Linked DNA regions of Homo sapiens: region 2 is linked to region 1. Evidence: chromatin loops called from intact Hi-C (ENCODE). Cell type or tissue: CD14-positive monocyte. All regions are shown on one strand.

Region 1 (2,500 bases):
GAGAGAGAGAGAGAGAGAGTGTGTGTGTGTGTGTGTGTGTGTGTGTAATCACCAAGTTCCCTAGAGTTCCACAGAACATGAATAAACATATGGACTGTTCTCTTACACCTACTCCACAAGTCTGAGTATTGAGGATTTATATAGTTAGAGACTATGTGGTGTAAATATGTATAAATTTATATTGTGTTAATTTATGGCATGCGGTACAGAAGGCTGTTTGCAAGTTGCAGTGTACTTCTTCCCACGTTTATGCTGAAATATCATTTCTGGGTTCCTTCCCCATGTTTTCCTTTGTCTCCCCACAGATGTTTGGGCAGCTTGTTTTCAGGGGAGTGAATACATCTTGGAAGTATGCTTGCGGAATGCAATTCAGGTGAAGAATGCACTATCTCTATTGGGATTTGGCTGAAGGATATTCCCCCTTCGCCTTATGTCCTGCCCGCTTCTGTTATGAAGACAATTGCTCCAGGGTAGCCACACTCTTGGGGGCTGCCATTTCCTGGCCTGGGTGTCCTCAAGGTCCATAGAGCGGTTCTAAGTAGGTGAGTGGCATTTCATTATTTGTAAAAGGAAAAAGAAAAAAACAAAACCCTACACATCAAAATTCCTTTATGGCTGTTTGCCAAAGAAGCTGAGTTTTTACTAGAGGGGCTCCGAGAGAGTCCACCTCTAGTTATCTGTGGTTCTGTTGAAGGGGAAAGAGCGGTCATAGATGAATGAAGTTCACAGAGTGCTTACAAACCACAGCTTATTTAACCTGCTCTTTCACCGGTGTAAATTGTTAAAAAGTACTCATATCGACTTATTTGACTTAATCAATCTTCTTTCCTGGTCCTCCCATGGGGAGGTGTGCTAATGGGTAACGGAGATTGAGAAGGAGGCAGTGGGCAGGAAGAGGAAGGAAAACAGAGCCCCAAACTGAGTCGACAGCCCCTGAATGAATAAAAATCTGGCAGCGGATGGAGAGGGGTTTGACTCATCCATGAATGCTCTAGCACGAGGCTACTGCTTTCACAGACACTGTCTGTTTCTCCAAATTTAGGGGAAATTAGTGAGGAAACTATTTTTAGACTGTTTACTTCTCCTCTGCCCTTACAATGGCGCTGCTTATGAAATTTGAGGACAGACCTATTGAGAGACTAATGGAGTCATCTGCCATAGAGATTAGACAAGGATTTATGGATCAAAAGAATTGCTCTGCAGGTTTCTTTTAAGCACTATGAATTCACCAGCCCTTGCAATGACCCAACAATGGCAAACTAACATTTGTGCAGTCCTTTAATATTTTAACACTTAAAAAATATGTACATGTATATATATATATATATGTATGTGTATGTGTATATATATACATACTTTGCCACATCAACTCTTTGCAACTGTCTGGTAAGGTTCAAACTTTTCAGCAGAGAAAGAAAGGAAATTATAAGTGAGTGTCCTAAGGTCACATACTTGGAAAATGTCATTGGTGTAATTCAAACCCTAATCATCTTTCCAACATAAAGGTGCTGAGTGGTTGCACTTGAGCATTGTGAGTTGGGTGAAAAACCAAGTCTAAAATATTTACTGAAATCTAAGTTTTGCCAGCTTATCTGGTACTCTTGCCTTTTTCTCCATTGTCTTGCACTTCTCTGGACTTTATTATTCAACTTTGGCCACACCCAGTGAAAATGCAGGTATACACGTTCAGTTGGGAAAGAATTTTCACACCAGGGAGTCATACAAAAATGACAAAAACGTGTTTGGGTGGATTTTGGTCCAAGAGTTGTTTAAATGCCGGAGTAGAGTTTGAAATTTCAGTAGTGAGAAGCCATAGAAAGATTATAGAAATAATGAACACCTTCTAAGAATTTATAATTTACAAAACTCTTCGCCTACAATTTTTCGGTGAGTTCTCCTAACCATCCTTTAAGGAAGAAGTAGTATTTTGATCCCAATGTTACTTTTCAGGAAGTTGCGGCTTGGAGAAGGTGTGATTTTACTAGATTGGGTAGCCAGTCAATGATAAAACTCAATCTGTAAGCCAAGTAGTAAGTAGTGCTTTCAAAGCTTTGATCAGGGAATGGCTTACAGAATGTAGAATGTATTCAAAGGAGGGGAAACATTTAGAAGCTATTGCAGAAACCCATGGTGTGGAATTTTTTAAGTTAGAAATCTGAATGCAAACATCAGCTCTCAGGGCCATGATGCGGATTGTTGTTATTCTCAGTGTGATGGAAGCAAAGCGATGGTCTCTGGATCTAAAAACAGGTTAAACGCAGGCATGTGTCTTTCTCTTCATCTGACAGATAGATGAGTAATTGATTTCATTTACCAAACAGGCTGAGCACAACGTAAAATCATGCTACTCATCTAAACTGAAAAAATTCTCTATTTTCCAGAATAGTCTCAGAGCACCATGTGTGAGAGAACACGACAGAATAGAAACTGATTATGCAAAATGTGCGAGAGAGAACTGCAGCTCTTGGTGACATGTGGCAGCCTCATTGGGAAGGGAGTG
Region 2 (2,500 bases), 130 kb before region 1:
TTTATACCACATTCAACTCTTTGATTTCTCCAGATCTGGCTGAGGGTGGGGTTTCCATATTTGTGCTTTGGCAAATGTGTCCAATAATTAACTCCTCCTGATATATGCCCCTAGTGTTCTTCCAGGTTATCATGTGCTTATTTGTGCATTTATTAAAACCAGAAACATTTTTGCCCCTTCATTGTTTAAATACTGTGTCTGAGTAATACAGGTTAAATAGACAACAAGAGCCTTGCCTTTTAAAGACTTTACTCCCCACCTAAAGAGGTGAAGGAGATATCATTTAAATAACATTATGCGTGTGCATATACCTTCTATATGGAAAGCCCTTTCTTCTCCTCCCTCCTTTTTTTTTTTTTTTTTTTGCATGGAGATTTTATCCTCATGCTTTTGAGATCCGGCTCAAGCATCAACACTTCTGTGAAGTCTTTCTTGATTATCACAGGAGTCTGCGGCTCTGCCCAATGTGTGAGTCAGAGAAGTGCTATTTTCTTATTCTTTTTATTTATACAATATTTTTTTAAACCTCTAACCGAAAAAAACAGGGCCATAAGCACAGATGGAGAGAGTATCCTAAGTGGGAGCTCTCTTACTTGAATACTTCCTGCTACTCCCAAACCCATTTGACCTCCCTTACAGTTTCAGCGTGCAACTGCGCTTCCTTTGTTTATGCTCCAATTATGTGACTCCCCTCCACTGATCAGTTTTTCATGTAACTTTCCACTGCCCTCTGTTATGAGTTGAATTGTGACCCCAAAAGATACATCGAAGTCCTAACCCCAGTAACTATGAGTGTAGCCTTATTTGGGAGTAGCATTTTTGCAGATGTAATTAGTTAGGATGAGGTTTTACTGTTTTAGGGTGGACCCTAAATCCAATGCAACTGTTGTCCTCATAAGAAGAGAAGACACAGAAACAGAGGAGACACAGGGTAGATGACCATGTGAAGACAAGGCAGAGACTGGAGATATGCTGCCACAAGCCAGGGAATGCCAGGGATTGCTAGCAACCACCAGAAGCTAGAAGAGGCAAGGAAGCCTCCTCTCCTAGAGCATTTAGAGAAAGGATGGCCCTGTTGACACCTTGATTTCAGACTTCTAACTTCCAGAACTGGGAGGGAATAGATACCTGTTGTTTTAAGCCACCCAGTTTGTGGTACTTTGTTATAGCCATCCTAGGAGACGAATGCACCCTCCTTATGAGATCCATGATTCCAGGTCTGTTGGATTCTCCTTTCTTCTCTTTATTTACGTATATGGCCCTACCTCTTCCTGCTGCAGATACTCCTAGGTAATCTGTTCTGGATGTACTTTTGGTCTTGCACCTATGACAATACCAATAAACAAAGAAAAGGTCTAATGGAATAGAAAACTTACAGAGTTCTAGAACCGCCTCCTCGTCATCCCAGAAAAACATCTGGCTTCTGGCTCCAGGCCTCAGAGAGCACAAGTACATTACACTCCTGCACGGGGCGTCAGCTGGTGTCGGCGTCCTCCTCGGCCCTCCTCAGCTCCCTCTGCTGGGCGCCCGATGCACCAGCAGCTTCCCTCTTCAGAAGTAGTCTTCCAGCATGTGGGTGGGGTTGGGGTGAAGAAGAGACCGCAAAAACTAAATTAATTTGATATTGAGGAAATACAATGCTAATTGTTTGGCTTTCTTTTACTGTCTATTTGAGTGTTATCAAAGTGCTTATGAAGACCTTGGTCTTTCTGATTCTCCTTTTTCAAAAAACCAAAAAAAACCGAGAAGCTCATTTGTTTCAGGAAGTTTCCCTGAGCGAGTGGAAGGGGAGGCCTCACACTGAAGCCAGAATACAAAGGAAGTCCTCTTGAGATGGATAAAGCAGTTCTTACATGCAAATCTCAGAAAATGGCAACTCCATCTTTCCACCTGTTCAAGCCCAGAACCGCTGGCAGTGTCTTGACTCTCTCGTCAGACCCCACATCCAATTTGCCAAAAATCCAGTTAAATCTACCTTCAAAACATATCCAGAATCTGACCATTTTTCAGCCCTGGGACTGCTACCACTGGAGTTAAACCACCACCGTCCTTCGTCAGGGTTACTGCGACAGCCTCCTAAATTGGCCCTTACTTCTCCAGTTACCGGCCCACACCAGTCTACTGCCTGCATTAGGTTGATGCCACAGCTCTGCTCAGAGACCAAGGGCTCCCCCAAGGTCAAGTAAAAGCCCTTCATGGCCTACAAGGCTGGCCTCGATCAGGTCCTCAACTTTTCTGATCTCATCTATCCCTGTCCTTGCTCCCACACTGCCAGCCTCACTGTCCTCTTTGCTGGTCCTCAAATAAGCCAGCTGCTCTCTTGCCTCAGGGCCTTTGTATTAGCTGTTCCCTCGGCTTGGAATGCTTTTCCCTCTTGTGTTCGCATGGCCCACTCCTTCATCTTCTTCAGGTTATTTTTTCTAAGAATCAACCTCCTAGTGAGGCCTGCTGTGAACACCCTACTAAAAATTCTACTCCCTCACTTTCCCGATCCACCTTG

The links. Hi-C counts contacts between places; a loop is a spot of excess contacts. Peaks named below come from ENCODE experiments on the same cell type or tissue, not always from the same donor. Only the 100,000 strongest peaks of a DNase experiment are listed, where the experiment ranks them.
Region 2: a loop joins it to region 1, with 2.0 times the contacts of the local background. A loop is called at or near these places in 2 of 110 quality-filtered maps.

The regions. Positions count from the first base shown.
Region 1 is chr6:16,902,712-16,905,211 of GRCh38, forward strand. No RefSeq gene overlaps it. Among named protein-coding and RNA genes, the nearest start is that of ATXN1, 140 kb to the left of the region's middle. In CD14-positive monocyte, no CTCF peak of the experiment used is centred here; a DNase peak (open chromatin) is centred at 990; H3K4me3 peaks cover 671 bases; H3K27ac peaks cover 1,571 bases.
Region 2 is chr6:16,769,632-16,772,131 of GRCh38, forward strand. It overlaps LOC124901268 (a long non-coding RNA gene), which reads left to right. Exons shown (of 2, transcript XR_007059480.1): 1 at 1-2,500. Among named protein-coding and RNA genes, the nearest start is that of ATXN1, 9.4 kb to the left of the region's middle. In CD14-positive monocyte, CTCF peaks have their summits at 1,532 (motif pointing left) and 1,738; a DNase peak (open chromatin) is centred at 1,500; H3K4me3 peaks cover 829 bases; H3K27ac peaks cover 218 bases.